6 separate regions of the Homo sapiens genome follow, and all the other regions are linked to region 1. A link is a contact called in ENCODE Hi-C data. All regions are on one chromosome and are shown on one strand. The core of a region is the stretch at or near the end of the contact, and the rest is flanking DNA. Distances in the headings are between cores, read along the strand shown. Region 1 holds the start of HUS1 (HUS1 checkpoint clamp component). Region 2 holds the start of YAE1 (YAE1 maturation factor of ABCE1). Region 3 holds the start of RALA (RAS like proto-oncogene A). Region 4 holds the start of LINC00265 (long intergenic non-protein coding RNA 265). Region 5 holds the start of MPLKIP (M-phase specific PLK1 interacting protein). Region 6 holds the start of VOPP1 (VOPP1 WW domain binding protein).

Region 1 (4,564 bases), core at 1,511-4,010:
TAAAAATATTTTTATGTTGTTAATATTAAGCAACAACAAAACAAACCCGAAGACCCGGGACAAAAAAGTTGAAATACCAAATCTAAGTGGAATGCTGTCAGTTTATTCACTCAAAAGCCATTCGACCAATATTGATGGTGCCAATATTTATGGAACAGACTCTGGGTACTTCCAGGAACTGGGAAGTGTGGTGATAAGACAAAAAGGTCCTTAGTGTTCCAGTGGAACAAACAGATCAATAAAAATGCAAACAAATGAAACTGTATGAAATGCTCATTATAGCCGTGAGAAAGCACTCCACAGAGACCAGGGTGAGTGTGGGGGAGTTTCCTTAGACTGAGGAGGTGACATTTCAGATACCACCAAAAGCAGGAGAAGCAGCAGCCATGGGAAGACAAGAACAAGGGGACAGGGTTTCAGGCTGGGGAAACAGCACATGTAAAGCCGTGAGGCAGAAAGAAGCAAGCCTGCTATGTTGACGCAACCAAGAGAAGGCCATTCTTTGGGCATAGGACACTCAGAGTGCTGCAGTTTCTAACAGTTAAAAGGCAAACTATATTTATTTCTAGGGGCTCCTATGAGACTCACAGACCAAAATATCTTGCACTTTTGGACAAAAAGTATTATACGTTACTATCTTGCTTTTCCTTAAGCAATAGAAAAAACATACCAAACTTATACTGTGACATGAAATGCCCTAATTAGCTCTGAGAACTGCCTGACTGCAAAGAGTTGAGAGTTATGAAGAAAAGCTGGGCTGGGCGCCGTGGCTCATGCCTACAATCGCAGCACTTTGGGAGGCCGAGGTAGGTGGATCACTTGACGTCAGGAGTTCGAGACCAGCCTGGCCAATATGGTGATACCCCGACTCTACTAAAAAAATACAAAAATTAGCTGGGTGTGGTGGTGGGTGCCTGTAATTCCAGCTACTCAGGAGGCTGAGGCATGAGAATCGCTTGAACCCGGGAGATGGAGGTTGCAGTGAGCCGAGATCGCGCCACTGCACTCCAGCCTGGGTGATAGAGAGACTCCGTCTCAAAAAAAAGGAAATACGAACCTCATTCTATGAGTAGGAAGAGCAACTCTGGATTGTATGTATGCGCATGAGTTTGTGTATTTGTGTGTTTGGAGGACAGCTGTGCACTAAATTCATCTGGCAGTAGCATATAAAACATACGTGTACTGAAGAACGAGGGGCCATTTAAAGGTTATTATAGCAGATGAGGCAGGGTGGGAGTGGGGAGAAAACATGTCAAAGGTGAAAATGGATAGAGAAACCATGATTTCTAGACAAGGTGACAATACCACTACAAGAAACAGAGAGGCTGGAAGTTTCACGGCTTGGAAAAAGCAGCATTCTAGCTGAATGCATATGATAACAACACAATTTTAAAATGAGGAGGAACTGACTCTAATGCAAAATATAGTTATGGACCAGATCTTTAAATTTAAATAAACCAAACAGCTTTCAACAGTATTTATTGTTAAAAAGGCTAGGCTAACTATGTCTATTCCTTCGAGGCCAAGACTTCTGTGTTAGAAACCCTGACTCTCCTACTCACCAGCTCCACGGAGACCGTGAGGCAGGGAAAGTGTTTATTAGTCAGTTTGATTTTCAAAGCCCTGGCATTCTGGGCAGTCTTCAAGGCTCGAGATAAGTTTTCCGATGTTAGCTCTAAATAAATCTCATTGTTTTCTGCAGAGACACCCTCCATTTGAAATTCGTTGAAGAAGTTCTCCTAAGGGAAAAAAAATGAGGGATGAGGGAGGGTATATGTGATCTTTCCAGTGACAATCTGCAGAGTGTGCAGGCCTCTCAGAAGCTTTTGCTCACCTGTTCCAGCTCACACCACATGCTCACTCCTCCATTAGCCAGCTTGTCACAAAGGATGAAGTTAAGCTTATCAGGGCTGATGCGGAGGGTGCAGGTTTTGGCAAGCTTGGCTATCATGTTACTGATTCCTAAAGCAGGGGTTAAAATAAGGAATTACTAAAATGCACATTATGTATCCTAGAGACCAACTTATTTTGCAGAATTTCTTGTTCATCAACTTCTCGGTGGAAAAATAACCACTTAACGTTGGTATCACACTGGAAAGTACTTTAATACCCCTGATGTCACGCAATTCTCCCAACAAACTAGGGGAGATGTACAGCACACATCATCAGTGTTCAAATAAGAAAACAGGCACCTACCAGTCATTCATTCATTCAACATGGATTTATTGACTACTAGGTACTGCAATACACAGTTAAATGCAAGGTTAGGCACTGTCAGGGTGGAGGGACGAATGGGGCCTTGAAGGTATGTCAATGCCTGATAAAGCCGTCTATGGGAGCAGTGGCCGCTTTTTTTTAAAGCCACGTGATCGGAATCAAGTTTCAGAAACGTCCCTTGAAAGCCGCCTTCATCCCCACAAGTGCCCTCCGACCCGCCCCGCGCCCTCCCGGCCCCACCCTCCCGCGGCCTACACCAGCACCCCCATCCCGGCCCCATCCTCCCGCGGCCCCTTCCGGCGCCCATCCCCGTTCTGATCCTCCTGCGCGGTCCCCACCGCGCGCTCACTGCTTCCTTCCGTTCCTCCCTCGCTCCTCTCCGGCCTCCCTGCTCACGTGTGAAGTGGTTCAGACAGGCCCCGTCCACGATCTTGGCCCGAAACTTCATGGCCGCGGATGGCGCAGCCGCGGCGGGCCTCTGTGGGTAACAGAAAAGCGTCGCGCCCTGAGTGTCCCCGCCCGGAAACACGGCAGCGCGAACAGTGGTTCCGCCCGGCTCGGGCTACGCGACTCTTACCAGGGTTATCTCCGGGCCACGCCCCGGAGGAGGTGGGGCTAGGGGGTCACGCCCTAGAGGAGGTGGGGTCACGGGTCAAGGATCACAGGTCACGCCCCGGGGGAGGTGGGGGTCCCAGTCTCCGGGTATGCCTCCGCGCTGCCGGGTAATGGTGGGATCTACTTTTAGTGAGGCGGAGGCTTCAAGCCCCAGATTCGGGGAGGTTGTTCTGAGAATTCACGTTTTGAAAGAATTTTGTGACACCTATTTCAAGTGTTATTTTAAAATATCCAAATAAAATTAATCGTTTATAAAGGTTAAACAATATTATCTTAAATATACCTAAGGTAGAGCAGCTTTAAACCCTCCAGCCTCAGATGACGGTACTGGTACTTTGGTATTGAAGCATCTTGGTGGATTAAGGTTCTGAAAATTGTTTCAAATGACTTCTAAAAAAATTGAACATATTACTGGCTAGTTGGTAAAGTCGGGAAGCTTAAAGAACACTGACGTTAAGTGATAATTCTGCAGTTTGCCTCAAGACGAACTTTATTACATCCGATAAAATTCTTATTAGCATAAATAATGTCATTAGGATTTTTTTTAAAGGAAAAATTTTAAAGGGGGAAATGAAGCAACAATTGTATCTAATTTGGTTTTTCAAAGACTAAAGATTATCTGTGTTAACAATTGTTATTTTTAATGTCCTTTGCAAATAGACTAGAACCTTGTCTTTAACTTGACACATAGAATCAAGATAATGATAATGCAGATGATGATGATGATGATTTTGAGACGGAGTCTGGCTCTGTCGCCCTGGCTGGAGTGCAATGGCGTGATCTTGGCCCACTGCAACCTCCACCTCCCGGGTTCGAGGGATTCTCCTGCCTCAGCTTCCCAAGTAGTTGGGATTACAGGCACAAGCTACCATGCCCGGCTAATTTTTGTATTATTAGTAGAGACGGGGTTTCGCCATGTTGGCCAGGCTGGTCTCGAACTCCTGACCTCAGGTGATCTGCCCACCTCGGCCTCCCAAAGTGCTGGGATTATAGGCGTGAGCCACCGCGCCAGGCCCAGATAATTTTCAAAGACACATGCACACATATGTTTATTGTGGCACTATTCACAATAGCAAAGACTTGGAACCATCCCAAATGTCCATCAATAATAGACTGGATAAGGAAAATGTGGCACATATACACCATGGAATACTATGCAGCCATAAAAAAGGATGAGTTCATGTCCTTTGCAGGGACATGGATGAAGCTGGAAACCATCATTCTCAGCAAAATATCACAAGGACAGAAAACCAAACACCGCATGTTCTCACTCATAAGTGGGAGTTGAACAATGAGAACACATGGACACAGGGAGGGGAATATCACACACTGGGGCCTGTTGGGGGGTGGAGGCCTGGGGGAGGGATAGCGTTAGGAGAAATACCTAATGTAAATGATGAGTTGATGGGTGCAGCACACCAACATGGCACATGCATACCTATGTAACAAATCTGCACGTTGTGCACATGTACCCTAGAACTTAAAGTGTAATAATAATAAAAAGGTGCAAAATACAAAAATTGCAGTTTTTGCCTATTTTAAGACTATAACATGAAGCAAAATTCTAATCTTCATTGTCATATGCGAGTGTTTGCCAAACCAAACTTAATAGATCACTTTCAAAGTTATGCCAACAGGCAGGGCAGGATGGCTCTCTCCTGTAATCCCAGCATTCTGGGAGGCCGAGGCGGGTGGATCATCTGAGGTCAGGAGTCTGAGATCAGCCTGGCCA
Region 2 (4,564 bases), core at 1,088-3,587, 8.4 Mb before region 1:
ACTACCAGATGCCCTCTCCTTTCTATATGTTAAAGGAAATATCTGAACATCTAAGTGTTTAAAATACTACTCGTTGGAATTTTTGTAAAGTCTTTACCAATTTGTAGTTTCTATTTCTACTTTATTTTGTTAGAAATGATTTTTAAATTTTTTCAAATAACTTTTTAGCATTTATTAATATAACATGTTTTTTCCCTTTTATATTGTTGATGCAGGCTAGGCACAGTGGCTCATGCCTGTAATCCCAGCACTTTGGGAGGCTGACACAGGAGGATAGCTTGAGCTCAGAAGTTGGAGACCAGCCTAGGCAACATAGTGAGACTCCTGTCTCTACAAAAAAATCAAAAAATTAGCCAGGTGCAGTGGTACATGCCTGTAGTCCTAGCTACTCAAGAGGTTGAGGCAGGAGGATAGCTCAAGCCCAGGAGATCAAGGATGCAGTGAGTTGTGATCTCACCACTGCACTCCAGCCTGGGTGACAGAGCAAGACGCTGTTTTAAAAAAAAAAAAAATAGTCAATGCAATGAAATATTATTGATGTCCTAATATTGCAAAAGTTTGCTTTCCTGGTACAAAACCTCTTAAATTATTCTTTTGATAAAGTACTACCAGGTTGGTGCAAAAGTAAACCCCAATTAATTTTGCACCAACCTACTAGATTCTCTTTTGGATATATATTCACAAGCTAACTTGAACTTTGGGGTTTTTCTGGTACTATCTTTATGAAGTTACAGTAAGGCTGGCTTCATGAAATGATTTAAGGAGTTTCTTCTTTTTCTCTCCCCTAAAATGGTAAAAATAGTTTAAGACTCCATCATTCCTTAAAGATTGCAAAGGACTTAATGTGAAACTCCCAAGTCTCCATGACATTTTTAATAGTAGATATTTAATGTCCAATTTTTCTATGGTAATTAGTCTCTTCATGACCCTACTTCTTGGGTCAATTTTCTTAGAAAGTCATTCATATCTCTCAGGTTTTCGAATGTGTTGCTTTTGAGTTTTAGTTGGTAATTAATATTTTAATCTCCTTCTGCATCAGTGGTTATCTCATTTCTCATTCTTGTATAATTTTGTTCTCTTTAAAAATCTGGGTCATGACAGGATTATCTATCTTATTGGTGTTTTCAAATAATACAAAAAAGAATTGGACTTACTTATTCAAGTTTTGAGGTTTTCTATTTTATTGTTATCTTTATTGCTTACTACCATTTTGTTCCTAATAAAGATATATACATATATCTTAATATATTTACATTAATAAAATATACATATTTGTAGTTTATATATTTTTTATTTGTGGGATGCCAAATTCTCTCTGGAGATTTAAAATTGTAACATGAACCAACCACCCACTCCCACACACTTATGGTTCTTACTGTGCTTATTTAAAAATTTTTTTCATAGCATTTATTTATGATCTTCTAACAAACCTTATGCTACTTATATATTGCTTATTGTTTATCCTGTCAATTTTACATGACTATAAAGTCGACAAGGGTTGGGAACTTCCGTCTGTTCATTGATGTATCCCAAAGCCTGGAATGGTACCTGACACAAGGTAGGTGTTCAATAAATTGTTAGATAAATAAATCATAATCACATGACTCATTTTACCCAGGCAAAGGGCAAAACAGGAATACTACAGGTATTCATTCATTCACCAAAATAGAGTTCAGCATTTACTATGTGTCAGAACTGTCCTGGTGTTGACACAAGTCCCCACCCTTACCAAACCAACTGTTTACTTTAGGGCATATGAACAGGAATGGGAGGCAGAAGGATATCGTGAATCAATGAAAAAATATATTGGCTTTACAAATGTACTCTATATTTCTTACTAATCTCAAATTGGCTACAGTACCTCGCTTTTCGATCCTATTTTCCTTTACTCCACAATCCTAACAGTTTAAAATGTCGGCTTGTCAAATCCTTTAAATGCAGAGGAGATTCCAAAAGAGACAAAGTATTTGGGTGGTAATCGCCCATCGACTTTACTACCTTTAATAGTTTACCAAAGCGCGCGAATGTAAAACCCAGACCATGGTAAGACTACGGTGGAAATGGAAGGTGTCTCACTGAGGGTCCCGGTTGCCTTCTGCAAAGGTGAAGGTCGTGCCGGCCACGCGAGGAAATCTGCCTCGCTCACAACTCACAGGCACACATCAACACTGCCAACCGAGGGAGCCCAAAATCACCGCAAGCGAAAGGCTCCGGCGGCGGCCACGGGCCACAGCCCGCCTCCGCGCACACGCAGCCCCTCCCGAGCCTCCACTCGCCGTCTTCGCCCCGCCTTCGGACCGGAAGGAGTTGTTGGCGCTTCCGGTGGCCTGCGACCCCGTAATTGCCTCGGTGATGTCGTGGGTTCAAGCAGCCTCCTTGATCCAGGGCCCTGGAGACAAAGGGGACGTGTTTGACGAAGAAGCAGACGAGTCGCTCCTGGCGCAGCGGGAATGGCAGAGTAACATGCAAAGACGAGTCAAAGTAAACGTGGTGTGGACGGCGCGGGGTGCTGGGTTGTGGGAAGAGGCGCGGAGTTGTGAAGAAGCTGGGTCCAGAGTGGCCCCAGCCTGGCCCGGCGCTGCTCTCTTTATCCCTAGGGACCCGGTCCGACCCGCGTCTTGCTAGGATTTCTCGATGGTTACTTGAAAGCGTGTAAAACAACAAGACGCATTCTTTGAGCGCCTACGGGATGCGTTAGAAACTGAGGACCGACCAAAATTAACTATGTGTAGACTTTGAACAGTTTGCAGTTTGTTGAGGATCACAGGGAAAGGAGCTGGAGAGAAACATACACTATACTTATTATGGCTGTCAAAGGACGTGTACGCAGTTTATATGGGTGGCTTGAATGGGTAGGGAGCCTAAAGTTAAGGAGTAGTGTTAATCAAGACATATTGAAAAGATGAACTAAAGCATGCTGTCAGAGGACAATAAGGGAAAGCTAATGTGGAATACTGGTGTCTAGGTAAGGGAATATTAAAGTTGGTTTCTTTTTTATTTGTTAGATGTAACTTTTTCATCTCTAATTTGTCTCACTATTCATTGAAACTAAGCTTAATTTCTGTGTGCAGCCTACAGTATTTCTGGGTGAGGACCAAATAGTGAGGTCCACATCCACTTAATATATTTGCCAACCATTAAATTGCCGCTAAAGCTGCAGTTGGGAATCTGCCCTGTTTAATATTTCAGTAGAGTGGTATTTGCTTAGCCCAAAAACCATGTTGTCAATTACAAAAATGCTTTATGTGAGACTGGGGCCACACTAATAAGTATTGAGCATCTTTTAAATGCTGTGGCACCGTGAGAGATGCAGAACGAAATCACTACCCACAGAGCTTTTGCAGGTTAGTTGAATTTAGGTATTATGCAAAATTTCTGAAACCAGACTTCTCATCATCCTTTTTTTTTTAAACAATTTCCTCTCTCTGCTTTGCCCTGTCTCCTCACCCACCCACACCATTCCAATCAGTTGGCAAGAGCCCAGATGTGTAATTTTCCATATATCCTTTTTGTGAAGACATTGCTAATGCTGGGTTTTGTTTTTTGTTTTTTGGTTTTTTTAATCTTTTGAAGTGATTAGAAAAGTTTATTTTGTGCTTAGGATATTTTTCTAAGGCATCACAGGTTACACATCCAAACTCTTCAATGGTATAATATTTTATATTCTAAAGGAGAGACCTTTAAAGAAAACTTGTACATTATGCTACTATAAGTCTAGTGGATTCTCCTATCCGCAGAGCCTAGAAAGAAGGGGACATTACAGAAATTGTCTACTACATAATGGTCAGTTGATTCATTGTATTTATGGTTTTCCCCCTTCTTGTAAGGTGAAAACTATGTATGCCCTTTAAGGAGTATGCTCTTTAAGGAGTAAAAATACACTAAGTGTACCATCCTGTTGATTTCTACCTGTAAGATACCACACAATATTAGCAGTTAGGAAAGAACAGGAAAATATGAAGTTTGTATCTTAAAATATAAAAATGTGTGGCGAAACCCCATCTCTACTAAAAATACAAAAATTAGCCGGGTATAGTGGCGTGCACCTATAGTCCCAGCTACTTGGGAGGCTGAGGCAGAAGAATCACTTGAATCCGGGAGGCAGAGGTTGCAGTGAGCTGAGGTCATGCCACTGCACTCCAGCCTGGGTGACAGAGCGCGACTCCATCTCAAAAAATAATGATAATAATAAATATATATATATATAGTTAATGATTTTGAAACATCAAGCATTACAGACTGTAAAATTAATTAAGAACTTTCTGTATATGATGCCAAAGATACATTTAAAACATATACAAGAAGATGCTTTTTCCTGAGTAGAATGCAAACTTTGTTTTATATTAACCTTCTGTGAATTTTCAAAATGTAAAATACCAGGACTTTTCCACATCAGACAAAAATCAGGAATGTTCACCTTCACATCCAAAAAGAAAAATTTTAAAAGACAATTTCAAGTAGTTCAGCAAGAATGATTTAAAATCTGAAATGAATGGCCAAAATTTTAAATTATCAACAGACAGTTCAATTTGATGGATCTCTCAGTAAACTTCAGTTTGAAACA
Region 3 (4,564 bases), core at 617-3,116, 8.4 Mb before region 1:
GTTACCACTGTTACATCCAGTTTCTGCTAAACCTGACCTTTAGGGTCCTTAGAAGACCATTAAACATTAGAATATTGGTCTATGGATGGACACATATCACCATATTGGGTTTTTTAATGCAGTATTTCAGTAATTTTCCCAAGTAAAGGCAGGGAGAAAGGAGAAGTGGTTTTGAAACTGTGCTCAATGACGTAAGACTGCAGTCAGCTTGGTTATGGTCATCTAAACCTGTGGTGTTTCCAACTTCAGCCCAGCTCCTCCCTAGAGCTCTAGACCCATATAGCAACCACCATTAGACAGCACCACTCTTACTTCACTCATCAACTCCAAAACTGAACTCATTTTTTTTCTGCAAAAATGTCCCCTCCCAGGACTCATCCTAACTCTTCCTTATCTTATTTAGTAAAATACACCCTTATCCTGCCCCTCCCTCAAAGCAAAACAAGGCATCATCATTGCCTCTTCCATTCTCCTATCTGGCAGCTGCCCCTAGCAACCAATTACCAGTTGATATGGCCTCTTGAATATTTTAGGAATCCATCTCCTTTGGATGCTCACTACCATTCACACAGGGTCCTTAAGTTTTCTCTTACTGGCTTCTGCAATGGCCCCCTTGTGGGCTCTCTGCTTATCCTTCTCTGCCCCCCCACCTCCACCCCCCCAAGTTATCTGTTCTCTACCAACAGAAGAATAGCTTAAATTGTAATCTGTCCACTCATTGCCTCACCAAGGCATAGACGATTCGTGATTTGGCTCCTGTTTTCTTCTCCAGCCTCATCTTCTTCAGCAACCTAAGTTTGAACTTCAAGACCTGTAATTATTACTCATTCTTCTCAACAAATTATTTGTCCCCGTGCTGCATCTCCTTTCTGTTCGGATCCGGATTTGCCATCCCACCCCTATTTTTGTAGTAGAAAATGCCTATTTATCTTTAAAACTCTAACCTACGTTAGTAAAGCTATCCATTCTTCACGCTGTACATCTTGATAAACCATACTTCCAATAGCAATGATTTGCTTTCATGTATGTCTGCCCACTAGACTGGACATTCCTTGAATGGCTCATACCAGGAATATAGTTGGTACTCAATTTGTGGGGAGCAAAGAGAGATAAGCGAATAAATGTCAAGACATAAGAATCTGTAGCTGCTAACTTAAATTTACGGATTTAGTGAAACTACTTCTCACAAGCTACCAAATCACAGTGCCATGGGGCCGCAAGATGATCTCAGTGCCACACCGACACCTGCAGAGTCGCAGGGGGGTCCGACACCCCTCAGAAAGAACTCGCAGACCGTCCGAGAAAGCGAATTCTCCAGGGGATCAGCAGTTAGATGAGGCCCAGGGCAGCCACGAGACCCTCCAGCCAGGGTAGGCGGCTGACCCGCCTCCTGGGATTTGGCCCGTGACAAGCCACGTCGCCAGCTCCGCTCTGAATACCCCCGGCCACGCCACACGAGCGGCCTCAACCCTGAGACGCCCAGGGAACATGAGCTGACCCTCTAGAAGCAAGATGGCGGCCTCCGCTCTCCCCTCCTTCCCCCAAGAACCCCCTCCTGGTCCCCAAAAGAAAGACAAGGACACCGCGGCAACGACGCCGAGATCCGGGAACCTCCGCGAGGCCCGCGGCCACTCCCGAGCCCCCGGGAGATGACTTCACCTCGCGGAGCTCAGAGAGCCGGGGGTGGGGCCGTCGGAAAGACAGCGCGGACAGCCCTCAGCTTGCAGGGGGCGGAGGCCGGGCAGCCTGCGCCCTCCGAGCCACTGTTCTGCGGCCCAGGCCCATGATCACCCTCCTCTCAGCCCACGGACAGGAAGTCGCTCCCCAGCTGCCCCGCCCCGCTCCCCAGCGCCCCGGAAGTGATCTGTGGCGGCTGCTGCAGAGCCGCCAGGAGGAGGGTGGATCTCCCCAGAGCAAAGCGTCGGAGTCCTCCTCCTCCTTCTCCTCCTCCTCCTCCTCCTCCTCCAGCCGCCCAGGCTCCCCCGCCACCCGTCAGACTCCTCCTTCGACCGCTCCCGGCGCGGGGCCTTCCAGGCGACAAGGACCGAGTACCCTCCGGCCGGAGCCACGCAGCCGCGGCTTCCGGAGCCCTCGGGGCGGCGGACTGGCTCGCGGTGCAGGTGAGCGATGCCCGCTCGGGCCGCCCGGGGAGGGACTGGGGCCACCCGGGCGGCGGCGGGGGTGTGTCCGGGCGGCGGCGGGCCGAGGCCCTGACGCGGGTTCGGGCTGCCGAGATTGCACATCCCACGTTCTGCCCGGGGACGAGCTGCGAGATGAGCCCGGCTGGAATCCGGGGCACCGCGTTCGCCGCTGTGGGGCGAGTGAGCCCCCGAGAGTGAGCGGCTGCGGAGAGGTCCCCTGCGCCCGGCAGCCGGTCTCAGTTGGCCTCGTCCGAAGGTCACCCCGCACCTTTCGTCCACGGCGCCCAAGTTCCCGCCCGGGCGGTGCCCGCGACCTGGGGCAACCCGCTGCCGCCGCAGTCCCCGCGCCTCACTCCACCCCTCTCCCCTCCTTCCCTTTCTTTCCACTCCTTGCCTGTGCTAGAGCCGCTGCTTTTTAAGCATCTCCGCCAGGGTTTTTTGTTTGTTTGTTTTGTTTGTTTGTGTTTTTTTTTTTTTTTGCCAGTTAAAGGAATGGTTTTTCAGACTTAAAGTCATTAGACTCTCCGCACTGAACTGAATACCTGGCCTTGGGCGCTTGCACAGCTTTAGCCCATTTTCAGGTAATCTAGCTTCTAATATGAGGAAGAGAATACATTTTGGGAGAGAGGTGTTTCCTCTGTGGTTCGTTTCTGAAAGATTTCCAGAAGTGGAAGATGTGATTGGCATGCTTTAGCCTGGATATATGTGTTTAAGTAGACGGGGGTGACGGCACACAGGGGTGGCAGTGTTGTTTCAGGATTTAGGGAGAATTAGGGAGTTAACTGGCCTGTGCTCGGAAACCTGAATGTCCAGACTTGTAAGAGCTCATCCAAGTGTGGCTGAGGTAGTGTGAGAAGTCCCGTGCCACGCCCTACGTGTCAAGCTGAAAAGCACCTAATTTACAAATTGTGTGGTGTGGGGGGGGAACAACCTTTATAAAACATGTATCATAAGTTAATTCTTTTCCAGAAAGTAAATTGCAACTTTAATCATATTCCAGAAATTGGATAACAGATTTCATTGGTAAACTCTTACAGTATGTTTATTAATGTATTTCAGTGTGTCTTATTAGCTCATGTTTTTCTGTCTCTGGTAATACAATATTATTCTAAACCGACTCCTGTATTAAAATAATACACTATTATTGTGAAGTATTATCTGACAACACCGTTTTTTGACCTTGGATTTCTTTAGGGCAGGAGCCATGTCCTACTTATGACTGTTTCTATGCAGTATGCCTTGAACATAGAAGCTGTTCACACATTTCTGCACTGAATGAATGAGTGTATAGGTTATCTCACAGTCACCATCCAGGAGTTGCTTATTTTTGTTGGGCTAGGCTGTTTGTTTTGTTTTAGGTTCTTGCCACTTACAGACTTTACTTCGTGTTTCATTCTTCAGCAGTCAGAGTTCTTTGCCTTCCAAAACTATCCTCCTCTGAAAGGTTAAAATTATATTAAAATTGTGCTGGGCATTATAACTTGTATTCTAGTGTTAAATGCTTACTACTTGAGCATATTCAGAGTTAGTAGGAAGAGACTGCCTGGTGATACACATCAAGTTTATGTTTGGGGTTGATAACTGTACCCTATCTTAATGAAAAAGAGGAAATTAGGAGTTACCATTGTTTGGATAACGTGGTGCTTCCCAGAATGCTTATAGTGGTTCATTCTTCCCATGAATACACGCAATCCTCTGAAATCCTGATGTGACCTTGGCATGATTTACCAATAGCCTCTTTTACATTTATTTTCCAAGATCCAGATGCTGTTCTCTAGTGTGTTTGCTGAGTGTGCAATAATATGGATCATTTATTTTGAAGCAGTACTTCATTACAACACTTTCTTCACAGGGCTTTCCAAAGGAAGAAAGGGCTAATTATAGAAAAGAATCTTGTCTACCATTTGTGAGGGAATATTTTTGTCTGTAGATGGTTGGATTATTTTCACATTAGGGAGGTTCAAATAAGAAGAAAGTGCTGACGTTTTCTCTCCTCTCCAAGTATGTGGTGGTGGTCCTGCACTGTTTTTCCAAGCTTAGCTTCTACAGAACATAAATACATGTACCAGTGTCAATTCTTGTAGATATGCATATCAGTGTAATATGCATTTGTATTCTTTAGTAGATGAGTGGCAAGGACAATTACTTTTAAAATACTGGAATAAGAGGCTGTGAATGTTAATGAGGAAAAAGACTATGATTTTGAAGGAGACAGTTTATGATTTTCATTGTTTTATAAAATATTTTAACTCTTAGACACTAAGGAGAGGGAAGCCAGCAATTTCTTACCTCAGTGACATTACCACTATACAGAGGTTAGATTTTCCTTCTTTAATTCAGCAACCCTCTTGGTAATAAGAGTTCTCATGTGTTGATTGCCTGCCGAGCACTGTGATAAGAGCTTTACTTAAATTATTTCTAAT
Region 4 (4,564 bases), core at 1,209-3,708, 8.2 Mb before region 1:
ACAGTGCTTGGGTAGAGCAGCCCTCGGAGGTTAACACACCTGGCCACACCTGGGTGCAAGAGAGGCCAGGAAATACAGATATTATTCAGGGCAGCTGTGTGAGATTCTGTTATCATAGAAGAAGAAGAGAACAGAAAGTGGGGAATAAGTGGAGCGTCTGCCACAGGCGTTGAGGCCAGCAGGCTTGAGAACATCTCACTAAGTCCCAAAGAACTCAACAACTTACTTACCCAGAAAGCAGTAGAATGACCTCTGCAAGTGGCCAAGGCAGTGCAGACATGGCACTAAGAATCAGTGGATCTGGCTAGGCCTGTGTTCAGGACAAAGTGGACAATAGGGAGCTGTTAAGGTTCTTGAGTGGGACATGACATGAGGAAAGATCTGTCTCACCCATTGAAGACTACCTTGCCCATGACGCTATTACCACACTCAGCACAGGGTGTAAGACTCAGCAGACCCAGATCATGAAGGACTTGAATGGCAGGCTTAAGAGTCATTGGAGGGTGGGAATGCCTGCTATGAGATGTCCCTCATGTACTATCCGAGAGGACCCTGGGTCAAGGTCATGCCAAGAGGCAAGGCCAGCAGCAGACCTTTCTCTCTTCCTTCAGTCCATGTGTTATATCGATGAGCCAAAGGTGGCCTCTGTGTGTGGGTCCCTAGGTTGTTAATTTCTTCACCATGGGCTGAGACCTGTTAGCTCAAAAGCCTGCCAGTGCCACATTCAAATTTCTACACATCCAGTTATTTTTTAAAATGGTCCAAAGAAGCATATTTTTAGCCACTTAGAGGCTGCCTGCTTTGCATACCCTGCAAAACCTCACACACATTTGCTAGCAATAGATACGACATAGCTTTGTAGTTATAAGACCCCAAGCTGCTGCTTCCCTTTGGAGACTCCCTGCCATGCTGCTGAGGGACATCACCTAGACAGGGAAGCCCCCTCTCTGGTCACCCTCTCCCCCAGGAGATGCCTTAAACTCTCCCATTCTGGAAGATGGCTCCCCCATCTTAAAGCTGTGGATGGTCTCACGCTATGAGGAACTTCCCCTCTTATGCATCCCTATCCAAGCACTGCCCAGTAAAGCTTCTGTGTGCCTGCCTCTAGTGTTTCTATCTTTTTTCTTGATCAGCCTCCAAACGCCTGAAACCCTGAGACCTTGTAAGTCTCAAGCCCATGTACTCCTTCCTGGGGACGAGAGATTAGGATACACCACTTCCAGCCCAGCCCCGTTCTTTCTGGAGGAATCCTTGAAGCAGAAACTGAAGGTGAAGAGAACATACAGAGAGGATGGGACAGGATGGACACCAAGCTGGGGCCTCAGGAGGCGGCCCAAAGACCTCAGCCCCGAGCACTGCAAAGGAGCAGGTTTCCAGATATGGTCAGGGCACCATCAAGAATGGATACCCTTTCTAGGGCCATGTCTGGTTATAATCTGTTCACTTTGTTCAGTACAAACGATCACTTCCAGAGCAGAGGCTGGGGTGGAGAGTTTGGAATTTAAGTTTTAACACGTCCTAGAGCCAGTCTCCTTGAGGGCAGGAACCTTATTCTCTTATTCATTACTGCATCCCCAGGCCTTGGAAAAGGACCTGGCTCATAGTTGGTTCTTATTAATTCTGAGAAGGGAAGGAGGAATGACTTCCTTCCGGGGACCCTCCTCAAGCTGGACTGAGCCAGGTCCTATGACCACCTGCGGAAGAGCACCGCAGGGTTTGGGGCCATCTGCAGCAAGACAAGGTGTCATTCAGGCTCCCTGCAGCTCAGCTCTAGCCAATTCTCCTCCTTCCCGCCATGCACACTGCAACTAGTGGAGCAGTTTTCCAGGGTGGCACTTCCCTTTCCCACCCTCCCCCGTTAGGAAAAGCCCTTCTTCTCCTGAGCTCCCATCGCTGCCTGAACCCCACTCGGCCTGGCCCTGCAGAAGCGAAAGCCAGGGACCGGATTTCTCCTGAAGTCTTCTCTGCCAACGACAGTTCCTCTTCCACTCTCCCCCACCCAAGGGCCGCTCCTCTTACAGTAGACAGCGGTGCCTGCATCGAAATGGAATTCAGGAGGAGCACGTGAGGGGGAGGGGAGAGGTGCATTTTGGAGGAACTTGATAGGAGGTGCCTTGGGACACCCTGGAGGCGACGAAGCTGCGTCTCTCAGACTGCCACTCTTACTCCTCGCCCTGTAGCAGAACCCCAACCCCCGGCCTGAGACTCCAGGGATCGGCTGAGCTCGCGGGCTAACGCTGTGAAGCCTGCCCAGCTACCGTGACGTCACGAGACCCCCGCTATCTCGTTGGTGGCTATTTCCTCTCCCGCTGTGGTCCCTGGAGACGCCGGAGGAGATTTCCGTGACAACGGCAAGCTGGCTGCAACGAAGCCGCCCACGTAGGCCTCCCCGGCCTGCTGGAGGAGAGGGGATCCCCCGGGGCAGAGGCGGCTACACCCGGAGAACCCGGAAACCGGAAGCGCAGATCCTGCCGGCTCTGGACTAGCCGCTCAGCACCAGGGCGGAAGGAAGACGAGGCGAGGCAAGCGCCAAGCTTCCATCCGGACTTCAAGGCCAGTGGCTGGGTCTGGTTTTCTCAACACGGCCTCCTAGTCTCCTTCCCGCTTGGGCATCTGTTTTTCTTATATAGACCCTGAAGCCGCCCGTGATGTTCTGTAAGCAGGTTCCGCTTCAGAATCAGAGGTACTTAAGAGGGAACCTGGATGCTAGACCTGCCCTTGCTGCTGGCCTCAGTTTCTTTACCTGTAAAACAGGGATTTTGGAACTGTTAAATTAAATCAAACTTAAAAGAATTACAACTTAAAGCTGCTGGAACTTTACATGATCCCGAGCCTTGAGAGGAATGTGGCTATGCAGCCTGAGTCATGTGGCATGCAGATGCAACCTCTGCCTTTTTCCGCTGTAAATAATTAAGAAGACCAAGTAGCATCCAAGGTAAGACCCCTTTAGATCATTGTCCCTCCTCACAGTCATAATCTTCCTTGGAATGTAGCAATCTGAAACCAACCACATCGTTGTAGGTATGCAACTTGCATGCACATTTGTAATCCTGCTGGAATGTCCCTGCCTCCGTCTATATAATTGAAACCTTAACTTCACCTTGGAAACGCTGACATCATTTGTTTGGAGTCAGCGCTTTCCTGGATGGCCATCCTCAATCTTTGTGTTTAAATAAACTCTATGCTTATTTACATTTTCTGAACTTCATTGTTTAAGGTTGACAGAATGCAGGGGGCAGGGGGACAGTGCAGTGGAGGGACATTAGAACCCCTAGAGTCCTGTGACTCCCAGTCAGAGGGGTCGCTCAGCTGCCAGGTGTCTTTCAAGGGTTCAAGATGAAGTGACGTGCCCCAGGTCCCACAGTGAGGAAGTGGCTGAGTCAGAACATAGGTAATTTCCAGAGCTTCTAATTAGCAATTCACAAGGAGATCCTTCAGAGCCTCTGCTTCCCCATTTGTAGAATGAGGATTGTAAACCCTTCTTCAGTGGGATGCCCCTAGAATTATGTGAAACCACTACAAAAAGTGCCAAACACATGGCTTTTAATAAATGGCCATTATGTCTTTAATTTTTAATAAAGAAAATGGGTTCTTATTAAATTTGTATTCTGTGTTGGGTCATAATGCTTATTCTTCTGTTAACTCGTTCCTCTTTAAGCTAGTCTGGCTTCCTGGTCTTCCTCTCTCCACCTCACCTCCCACTTCTGGAATTCCTAGGGCTTCAGCTTGCTTCTCTCTTACCCTGGTCACTTCACTCTCCCCTCCAGTAGATCTTGAGAGGTCTGTACCTTAATTTGCTAGTCTCCTTCCCGTTCCAGGCATCAGTTTTTTTATATATAGATTTACCCTAGGCCAGGCACAGTGGCACACACCTGTAATCCCAGCACTTTGAAAGGCCAAGGTGGGCGGATCACGAGGTCAGAAGTTCGAGACCAGCCTGGCCAACATGGTGAAACCCTGTCTCTACTAAAAGTACAAAAATTAGCCAGGCATAGTGTGTGTGCCTGTAATCCCAGCTACTCGAGAGGCTGAGGCAGGAGAATCTCTTGAACCCAGGAGGTGGAGATTGTAGTGAGCTGAGATCGTGCCACTGCACTCCAGCCTAGATGACAGAGCAAGACTCGGTCTTGAAAAAAAACAAAAACAAAAATTAGCCGGGCATAGTGCACGCCTGTAATCCCAGTTACTCTGGAGGCTGAGGCAGGGGAATTGCTTGAAACCTGGGAGGCGGGGGTTGCAGTGAGCTGAGATCATGGCACTGCACTCCAGCCTGGGTGACAGTGTAAGACTCCGTCTCAAAAAAAAAAAAAAACAAAAACAACAACAACAACAACAACAACAATCAAAAATAAATAAATAATAAAATAGGAAAAAAGTTAGATTTACTGTAATCTGCTGTAAAATGGGACCCTGTCTCTTACATTCCCTCTGTCCTCACTATTCCCAAAGACAAGGTTACAGAACTTTGCCATAATTAAGGGTTTTGCAGTTTTTATTATGGAAACACAATTGGATGCAAGGAGAATAACAAACTAGAGGTAATTATGGAGCTTAAGGAAATAAC
Region 5 (4,564 bases), core at 997-3,496, 7.8 Mb before region 1:
GAAACTAACTCCATAATGCTAAGAGGTATAGAGAAATTCAGATAGAACACTTTGATTTAGCAATGCATGGTCTATTCTTGCCTTTTCCAGTTAAATGAGTATAAAGTTATGCTTAAATGGGTTTCTGGGGCTTCAAGTTTTAATGCATTTTAACAGAAGCATTAGATAAAATGAGTATGAACAGAACTCTGTTATTCTCATCCTCATTATTTACGAACAAATACAGAGCTGTCTACAGCTCAAAGGATGGTTTACCTATTTCATTTTCAAAAATAATTTGCAAAACATTTACCTATGAACTCTAAGTGACTACAAAGCATTACTGTAGTAAGTCTACTTCTTTATCATACCACAAAACCACAATAGCTAGAAGACAAAATGTTTTATTTTAAAACATTGAAAAAACATTAAAAGACAAATGTCCATTATGTAACCAGGAATGTTAAATATATGGAAACGGTAAATCTCTAAAATGTGGTAGGTACTTCCAGAGCTAAATGTTGCAAGTTATCCTACTTTTTTCTCTAATATCAACAATACCTGATACGATGAAAAATAACAAAAAGACCTTACTAATTATCCAATCAAAGTCATCATCTTTGGGTAAATTTATATCAACACAACTTAAAGTTTTGTCCAAGATGTTCCTGACACATGAAGCTTCCAGTTGAATTTCAGAAATGTTAACAAAAGTATCTTCCTTTTTTGCCTGTGAATGTTTGAGTATTGCTGTATTGTTGGCTTATATCCACTACAGATACTGGTTCTAGGCCAGCCCAAGGATCTTCAAGCATTGAAGGCTTGAAATAATTTTCCAACTCATTAGACATTCTTTTTTCTCTAACACGCCCTGATCCAAATGGTGTAGATGTCCTTGGAGAACCCTTTAGAAAAAAAATCAGTTAAAAAAACACTTAGTAAAGATAATTGGTACTTCTTCCTTTAGCTAAAGGTTAGCGGGAATCACATTGCTGCTTAAAAGTTGTGACTTGAACCTAAATAATGTTCAATTACAAAGTCCATGCTTCCTTTAATCAAGTGTTCCTATTTTTTAAAAAAAGTACTTAAAGCAATTCGTTATTCTCATTTATTTATAATTCCATGACCACTGTCATCTCAAATACTTTTGTGTCTAATGTAGTAACTTTGCAGTAATTAAATACAAGCAGTGATGAAATCAAGTAATTATATTCAATTTTCCCTCGAAATTTTCACTTTTTTCAGGAGAAAACAATACTATAGTTTTAAAGTTTCTAGAACCTTTCTAGCTCATGAACATTTTCTTTACTCCTTAGCTCCAGGCTCAAAAGGGGTAGGGGGTTGGTGTAGAATACAGCAAGTTGGAAAACCACGTAGTTGCAAGTTGTAAACCACAGAAATCCCAGACATGCTAGAGATACTCTCTCTGTCTTTTGTATTTACTCTCACTAAAGGAATGGAAAACTTCCACTACCACCGATTTTCTTTTCAGGGAAGTTGGAGCAGAAGCCAGTGTAGCTCGAAAGAAAGATAAAAAAAAAAAAAAAAAAAAGAAAAAGAACTATTTCTTGAAACAAACTGGCAAGGCCTTTGGCAAACAGGAGGAAATGGAGAATTAGGAAAATCTGTGTACGGGTGGCAGTGTATTGGTTAAAAGCACGAGGGCTCGAAAACAGAACGTACGGCTCTGCCACTCTTTCGGATAATCTTCCGGAAGTCACTCAACTTCTCTAAGCCTCAGTTCGCTCATCTGCAAAATTGGGCTAACAATAGTACCTCAGAGAGGATTAGACAAAATAATCCACGTAAAGGGAATATTAGTACCGTGCCTGCCATAAAGTAAGAGCTCGGCAAACGCTGGCTATTATTATTACCTGGGGGTGGGTCTGCTGCTGCCCTGGGGAGTAGCCGAATTGCTGCTGGGACCCCGCGGGGGACCTGGAGTAGGAGCCAGGGTAGCCGCCAGGGGACGGAGACCCGAACCGGCCCCCCGGGAAGCTGCCGCCGTGTCGCGGAGAGTGACTGCTCCCGTACGGCCTAGACCGGGGCCCGTACGGCGGCGTGTGGTGCGGACTCCCGTACCCGTCTCGAGGGGAGGGCGGCCGTGGTCCGCCCCCGCCCGGGGTTCCCCGGAAGCTGCTTCCGCTACCCCAACCTCCTCCACCCGGACCAGGGTAAGGAGGAGTTGGGGGCCGAAAATTCTGTCGCTGCATATCAGGAGCCAAAGCCGAAAACCTCGCAGCCGCGTTCTCCCACCGGAACTGTATCAACCGGCCCTCCGCAGAGAACTGCTAGTCCTTTACCAAAACAGTCCTCCGACCGCAGCCACCCTACGGCACATCAGTTCCGGCGTCACAAAGGTTCCGCCAGGGGCGGCGGGATTACCTAAATCACTGACTTGGCGAGAGACTCAGTGGATTTAAGTGAAAAGAGGAAGAAAAGGAGACAGGAAAGGACGGACACCCAAGCCCAGCAACAACCTTTCCAGTCTGAGTGCCCTTGGTCTGACCGACAGACTAGAAGCTGGCCCAGCAGGCGACTAGTGCTCAGCCCCGCCCGGCGGGGGCGGGGTCTGCGGCGTCCGTGGGCGCCCCCCAGTGGCGGCGGGTGGCGCCGCACGGAGTTCGCCGCTTGCACCGGGACCGATGCCATCTGAGACGCACGCGATGCTGGCGACGCTGGCGAGGGTGGCAGCTCTGCGCAGAACCTGCCTCTTCTCCGGCCGGGGCGGCGGGAGGGGGCTGTGGACTGGCCGCCCGCAGTCAGGTACCCTCCGAGATTCGGTCTGGGTGGCTAAAGGGATCCCTGCCCCAGCTTGCCTCCTCGGGCGCCCTGAGGAGAGCAATTAGGGTCTGAAGTCTCTGCTGACCCCTTAGCGGTGGCTTTGCTCGCCTCCCTGCAACCCCGTTCCGTGGGCCTGCGGCCGGCCTGCCCCGCTCTGGCCGCCCAGGGTCGCCTCTGTCCCGTGCGTTGTTGTGACCGAGGGCTCCGTGCGCCGTGGGGTCCCGCTCCTGCGCGTCCCGCGGCTCGCGTTTGGGGCCTCTTTACTCCTGTCCTTTCGTCCGCCAAGTTTAAGTAACTTCGAAAATGCACACCAAGCCACATTTCAGAAAGGACTTTAGCCCGCTGCTTTGAATAACTTGACACTTCATGTACAATAAAAGATGCCCTTGTACAGTTACCTGTTGCAGAATTTTATTTAGAGGATGAAATTTAGCTTTACTACAGTGTTATAGAACTTTCTTTACTCCCTCTGAATTTGGGAATGGTAATCCACTATGAATCTTTTTTTTCCTTTTTTCTTTTTTTCTCTTTTTTTTGAGACGGAGTCTCGCTGTCTCGCCCAGGCTGGACTGCAGTGGCGCGATCTCGGCTCACTGCAACCTCCTCCTCCCGTGTTCAGGAGATTTTCCTGCTTCAGCCTTCCGAGTAGCTGGGATTATAGGCATGCGCCACCACGCCCAACTAATTTTTGTATTTTTAGTAGAGACGGGGTTTCGCCATATTGGCCAGGCTGGTCTCGAATTCCTGACCTCAAGTTATCCTCCCGCCTCGGCCTCCCAAAGTGTTGAGATTACAGACGTAATCTCTATGATTATGCGCGCGGCCCACTATGAATCTTGAAATTAGTTGCAGGATGCAGGATTTTTTTTTTTTTTTTTGAGACAGTCTCGCTCTGTCGCCCAGGCTGGAGTGCAGTGGCGCGATCTTGGTTCACCACAACCTCTGCCTCGCGGGTTCAAGCGATTCTCTTGCCTCAGCTTTCTAGAGTAGCCGAGATTACAGGCATGTGCCACATGCCCGGCTAATTTTTTTGTATTTTTAGTAAAGACGGGTTTCACCATGTTGGCCAGGCTGGTCTCAAATTCCTGGGCTCAAGTGATCCGCCTGCCTCTGCCTCCCGAAGTGCTGGGATTTCATGCGTGAGCCACCGCGCCTGGCGTAGGATACAGAATCTTAAAAGAGCTTTAGGACTCATTAAATCATAGCCTAACGGGTAGCCTGGACCTGTGATTTCCATTCACCCTCTTGTAGCTGCTACTCCTCGCTGTCTCTTTGACATGTTCTGTGACATCCCAAGCTGACGAGTGTGGTATCTTCTCAGCTTCTATCCTCCTTGATGAATGGAGACACACACAGACAGTTTTTTTGTTTGTTTATTCTGTGGAAATTCAATTCACTACATTTCGTTTCTTCTGTAGATACAAGTGATAGACTTAATCAAGGTAGCACGTTGCCATTAAGGCTTAGTGATACAATTAAGGTCGGAGGACTCCAGCCTATCCACTTTATTAAATACAGTAGTTCTGTCCTGGCCAAAAATTCACCTTTCTGGACATTGTCTTTAGTGTTTAACTTAATGCTTGGGAATTGCTCATTTGAATATTTATTGAATAAAATGACCTAGGTGGGACGATTGCTTGAGCCCAGGAGTTGAAGACCAGCCTGGGCAACATCGTGAAGCCCCATTTCTACCAAAAATACAAAAAAAATTAGCCGGGCTTGGTGGCGTGCGCCTGTAGTCCCAGTTGCTTGGGAGGCTGAGGTGGGATGGCTTGAGTCCTAGGAGGTTGAAGCTGCAGTG
Region 6 (4,564 bases), core at 762-3,261, 7.6 Mb after region 1:
CTATGCAACGAAACAGCTATTTTGGAAAGAATGGAGTCACTGAGGCCGTCTAGGCTACATATAGGGCACAGAACCACTCAGACAGAAGGCTTGGGAGACATGGGTGGCACAAACTAGAATGAAAGAAACGCTAAATAATTTCATCAAGTGCCGATTAAAAAAGATTGCAGGGCCGGGCGCGGTGGCTCACCTTGTAATCCTAGCACTTTGGGAGGCCGAGGCGGGCGGATCACCTGAGGTCAGGAGTTCGAGACCAGCCTGACCAACATGACGAAACCCCGACTCTACTAAAAATGCAAAAATTAGCCGGGCATAGTGGTGGGCGCCTGTAGTCCCCGCTACTGGGGAGGCTGAAGCAGGAGAATAGCTTGAACCCAGGAGGCGGAGATTGCAGTGAGCCAAGATCGCGCCACAGCACTCAAGCCTGGGCCACAGAACGAGACTCCATCTCAAAACTAAAGAAATAAATAAATAAAAATAAAAAATAAAGATTGCAAGTATAGGTACACACATTAAGGTACAAGCACATCTGTTTTCATGCGATTACTGGTCTCTGATTCACTTCTTTGTTCTCTATGGTGAGTCACTCAGAGAATGTGATTCCTAAGGTTCTAAAATTCTGAATAAATGGAAAGAATGCAAGCAGAGGCACTCCACAAAAACATTAAATACCAAGCTACGGGGATATTTCCGAACAGAAACAGGAAGTCTCGGCTATGGCAGAGCCTGGAGCAAGGAGAAATTTGTCCACCAGCCTTCCTTTCAGGAAACACTTTTCCTCCAACATTTTGTAATAATTACTTTTTAATAAAGGGCGAAGACAAACTAGTAATTTCCAGCACCAATCACTAACTATTAAGGAAGATAGTTTCACAACTTCCTAAAACAGAGGCATGGGATTCATTACCTATTTCTTTTGACTTCATTAATTTAACGCAAATTTCCTTCAGAATAATGAAACTAAGGAGAAAGTTGAACAAGCCCTGATTCAGACTGGACACCCCAGAATTCCTCTAGTTCGCATTTTAAGGAACCTGCTTTAGTGAGAAGTATGTGGCCCCATCCGAGGATGCAATTTCACAGCCAGGAGCAGCCGCGGTCCCCGCCAGGGATGCGGTCACGGGCGCTCGCACCCGGAAGCCGCTCAACAAGTTCCCCGCCGGCTTCGGCTCCGCACCCCCACCCAGCCAGGCTCTCCGCAGAATTTCCTCCCCGCACCTAAAGGCTGCACTTCATTTTCACACGCGGGAACGCCTCCTCCCGCTGCTCACCTCCACAACTCCCGGCACTCCCGCGACACTTCCCCACAGTCCCCTCCGCCCGCTCCCCTCACCCCGGCTCGGCACCCATCCTTTCCTAACCCCAAACTGCCCGGCGCCCCGGGCTCTCCGCGCCTGCGCCGCGCCCGAGGACCACCCCCGCCCAACCCCGGGTCCATCCGATCCTCGGCCCTCTGCGGCGGGGAGAGGGGGCGGACGGTGCACAAAGGTCACCCCGAGCTAACGGAGGCGGTCGGCGCGGGAAACGCGCTCACCCGCAGGGTGGGGGCGGGGTGCGAAAACCGAAGGAACGACGGAAGGCGCGGACCGGGGCGGGAGCCTCCCCGTCACCAGGGTCCCGCACCTCCCAGCTCCGGGAGGCGCGCAGGGCTGTGGCTCCCCGTCGCTCCACCGTCTGCGCTCCCAGGCAAGGTCCTCTGGGGCGCCTCGGAACTGCGCGCCCCCAGCCGCCAGCATGGTGGGCGCCGCGCCTCCGGCAGCACCCGGTCCCCGGCCCCTACCTCCAAGAGCAGCCCGAGCAGCAGCGCCGCCACCTTCGCAGGCTGGCGCCTCATGGCTCCTCGCGTCCTCTCCAGCGCGCCCGGACGCCGGGTCGCAGGCGCGCTTCGCGACTCGGCCCCCGCGCGGGGCGGGCGGGCAGACTGCAGCCGGGAGCCGTCCCGCCGACCGCTGGGGGGCCCGGCTGGGAGCGGGCGGGAGCCGGGGCGCGCCGCGCAGCCCTGGCTGCGCTCCGCCCCCGGCCGCCGCGCGCTCCCGACACGCCCGGCCGGGCGCGCGCCTGCGGGCTCCCGGAACCCGAGGCCCGGCCTGGGGCGCGGCTGCTGGGCGCTAGGCCCGCGACGCTGAGGTGCGCGCGCCCCGGGCGGGAGGAGGGGCTGCACCGCCTGGCGAATGGGAGGGGGACTGGCAGGCTCTCCCTTCCCAAGGGAGGTCGTCCTGTCGCCCTAGACTAAACCCAGGAAGGCTTTTAAAAGAAGCAGAGTCTCCGCGGGGGGAAGCTTGTTCCCTGAGAGGTGGCCGCAGACGAACCCACTGCTCAGTCTGGCATCCCGAAGCCGCTCCGCTCCTGGCTCTCCCCGCTGTTCCTGCGCGCAGCGGGGGCAGTGCCCCCACACCCACGCGTGATGGGAAGGCCGGCCTGGGGGTGGGAAGGCCCACCGAAATAGATGGTCCCCACACCTCACTGCTTCCTTGGATGTGGCTATTTTTTATGCCAGTGTTCTCCTGCTCTGACCCTACTTGAACTTGACCGCAACCGGCCCCGCCTTGCAGGCCACCCTCCCGCAGCAGAAAACTGTGCGGAGCTCGCGCTGTCCTCGCCTCCGCTGACCCCACCTCCATGTCCTCACAGACACTATTTTTTCACAACACAGCTCAGATCCCACCTTCTTCATGAGGTTATTCAACAAACACTATTAAACTTGTAAGATGTACCAGATCCTGAGTTGGAGGCTGAGAGGAGGACAAGAAAACTGCTCCCGTAGCCTAGAGGGAGGGAGAGTCGCTTAAACCACCTGATGCAGAATGCTGAGTGCGGAGACCAGGAGGTGGGTGCATCACAGAGGGTCATAAAGGACATGAGCTGCGCAGTACAGGAGGTGGAAGGAGGGGGTCACACGAACAGATGTCACCCGAGGCAAGTCCCCAACTCTTTCCCAGCTTTCAAAGCCTAATTTGATTAATATAGAGCATGCACCACCTGACTATACCTGTCAGAGCCAGAACTTACAAGTAAGACAGAAACAATGCCTATGGCCTTCAGTCATGCTAAGGCACCTATCTGACAAGCCTGCCAAACGCCATTGAACTCTAGTAGTTTTACTATTTACAATGAGGACATTTTACAACTCTTTTTAATGGAAAAGTTAACTTGTAGAAAACTAAGCTGAAAGCTTATTGTGTGTTAGCAAGACAAATGTTTTTCCAGTGGGGATAGAAGTGATCTCGTCCTGTAAAAATGCAAATGGGCCAGGCAGGGTGGCTCATGCCTATCATCCCAGCAGTCTGGGAAGCTGAGGTGTGAGAATTGCTTGAGCCCAGGAGTTCACCAACCCCAACCTGGGCAACACAGCAAGAACCTGTCTCCATTAAAACGTGTGTGTGTGTGTGTGTGTGTGTGTGTATAAGACAAATGACCCCTGCTTAAGGTGAGAATCATAACCAGCTTCCTATCTGATTGAGCCACTTCATTCCCAGCGTTTCCTTTCTCTTTTCTCCCCGCTTTTGACTGTGTGTGTAGGTCACTTGCCTGCATTCTCCTTTGAAGCACCTTTGTCATCCCACTGTTTCCATCATTAATGGGTTAAAATGGAACTTTGACTTGTGTCCACGATGTATTCGTGTGCAAATTGTGGTTCTGTTGCATTGTGAGCAACCTACTAGTGTCTGACATAACCTCCCTTCTGCATCTCTCTCTGCCTGGAAGATTGTTTTGCTGAGCTCGACTTCCTGTAATTTGTGCAAGTTTTTTTCCAAGAATAAAATTAGAACTGTGACTCTGCTTTCACCTCAGTCTGATACCTCTCCTGTGTGCTCTCTGTTTGGTCCTGAATGATGTGGTGGTTGCTTGGCATGGTTGGAGGATGGGGTGTAGGCTAACCAGCCAGGCTGTTTCCTTGAGCACAAATTATAAGGGCATCAGATACCACTGAAAAAGTTACAAGATAAAGCTGCATTCACTAGAACAACTGTTAAAGTTGGACTTGGGGTTAGAAGAAAGTTCTTGATGAGTTGTTTGGGGCAGGACTGGACATGTCCTGGTCTGCTCAGCTGCCCCTGAGGAGTAAGGACCCAGAGCCTGGAGCATGTGTGTTGCCAAAGGAAACAAATAAGAGAGAGACTGGGCTTGACCTGTAGCTTCCCTGCAAAACTGTGGAGTCTACATGAATGATGAACATGTATTTCATTTATTCAATAAATATTTATCTGCATCTGTTTTGGGCCAGGCACTATTCTGGACATTTCGGATACAGCCCTGAGTAAAATAGACAAAGCAGTGGCATAAAAGGCAGAGTGGCTGCTGTCATGCAGATTTCAATCTAGTGAGGGGTAACAGAGAATAGAATAAATAAATAAATATGTATATAAGTGCCAGAAAGAAAAATAAATTGAGTGAAACATTTGGAAGGTAAGACTGAGTGTAATTAAAAATACAAGGGTCGGCCGGACACAGTGGCTCATGCCTGTAATCCCAGTACTTTGGGAGGCCGAGGAGGGCAGATCACCTGAGGTCGGGAGGTCGAGACCAGCCTGACCAACATGGAGAAACCCTGTCTCTACTAAAA

The links. A loop is a pair of places that touch in the nucleus more often than their neighbours do. Pooled maps may share reads with other maps.
Region 2: a pooled map shows a loop between it and region 1 (5-fold over the local background). The contact joins the promoter of YAE1 here to the promoter of HUS1 in region 1. A Hi-C loop is called at or near these places in 2 of 50 pooled maps.
Region 3: a pooled map shows a loop between it and region 1 (8-fold over the local background). The contact joins the promoter of RALA here to the promoter of HUS1 in region 1. A Hi-C loop is called at or near these places in 3 of 50 pooled maps.
Region 4: a pooled map shows a loop between it and region 1 (11-fold over the local background). The contact joins the promoter of LINC00265 here to the promoter of HUS1 in region 1. A Hi-C loop is called at or near these places in 4 of 50 pooled maps.
Region 5: a pooled map shows a loop between it and region 1 (15-fold over the local background). The contact joins the promoter of MPLKIP here to the promoter of HUS1 in region 1. A Hi-C loop is called at or near these places in 4 of 50 pooled maps.
Region 6: a loop to region 1 is called in a pooled map, with 5 times the contacts of the local background. The contact joins the promoter of VOPP1 here to the promoter of HUS1 in region 1. A Hi-C loop is called at or near these places in 4 of 50 pooled maps.

What each region holds. Positions count from the first base shown.
Region 1 is chr7:47,976,855-47,981,418 of GRCh38, forward strand. HUS1 (HUS1 checkpoint clamp component) reads right to left here and starts at 2,761. Exons shown (of 8, transcript NM_004507.4): 1 at 2,614-2,761; 2 at 1,835-1,962; 3 at 1,563-1,739. The coding sequence starts at 2,665. RefSeq lists silencers at 2,282-2,331, 2,412-2,471 and an enhancer at 2,542-2,831.
Region 2 is chr7:39,564,067-39,568,630 of GRCh38, forward strand. YAE1 (YAE1 maturation factor of ABCE1) reads left to right here and starts at 2,338. Exons shown (of 3, transcript NM_020192.5): 1 at 2,338-2,481. The coding sequence starts at 2,353. It overlaps YAE1-DT (YAE1 divergent transcript), which reads right to left and starts at 2,283. Exons shown (of 3, transcript NR_187579.1): 1 at 2,077-2,283. It also overlaps the pseudogene TMX1P1. RefSeq lists an enhancer at 2,175-2,624.
Region 3 is chr7:39,621,706-39,626,269 of GRCh38, forward strand. RALA (RAS like proto-oncogene A) reads left to right here and starts at 1,867. Exons shown (of 5, transcript NM_005402.4): 1 at 1,867-2,120. It overlaps LOC107986785 (a long non-coding RNA gene), which reads right to left and starts at 1,772. Exons shown (of 2, transcript XR_001745175.2): 1 at 728-1,772. RefSeq lists an enhancer at 1,743-2,590 and silencers at 1,917-2,426, 3,021-3,070.
Region 4 is chr7:39,731,110-39,735,673 of GRCh38, forward strand. LINC00265 (long intergenic non-protein coding RNA 265) reads left to right here and starts at 2,459. Exons shown (of 12, transcript NR_026999.1): 1 at 2,459-2,935. RefSeq lists enhancers at 1,862-1,961, 2,052-2,121, 2,279-3,478, 2,412-2,491, 3,683-4,454.
Region 5 is chr7:40,132,376-40,136,939 of GRCh38, forward strand. It overlaps MPLKIP (M-phase specific PLK1 interacting protein), which reads right to left and starts at 2,247. Exons shown (of 2, transcript NM_138701.4): 1 at 1,854-2,247; 2 at 1-884. The coding sequence starts at 2,192. The coding sequence ends at 684. SUGCT (succinyl-CoA:glutarate-CoA transferase) reads left to right here and starts at 2,630. Exons shown (of 14, transcript NM_001193313.2): 1 at 2,630-2,745. The coding sequence starts at 2,646. RefSeq lists silencers at 1,973-2,042, 2,503-2,702 and an enhancer at 2,253-2,322.
Region 6 is chr7:55,570,491-55,575,054 of GRCh38, forward strand. It overlaps VOPP1 (VOPP1 WW domain binding protein), which reads right to left and starts at 2,012. Exons shown (of 5, transcript NM_030796.5): 1 at 1,781-2,012. The coding sequence starts at 1,834. It overlaps VOPP1-DT (VOPP1 divergent transcript), which reads left to right and starts at 2,276. Exons shown (of 17, transcript NR_187585.1): 1 at 2,276-2,827. RefSeq lists enhancers at 1,006-1,065, 3,395-3,474, 3,805-3,944 and a silencer at 1,266-2,245.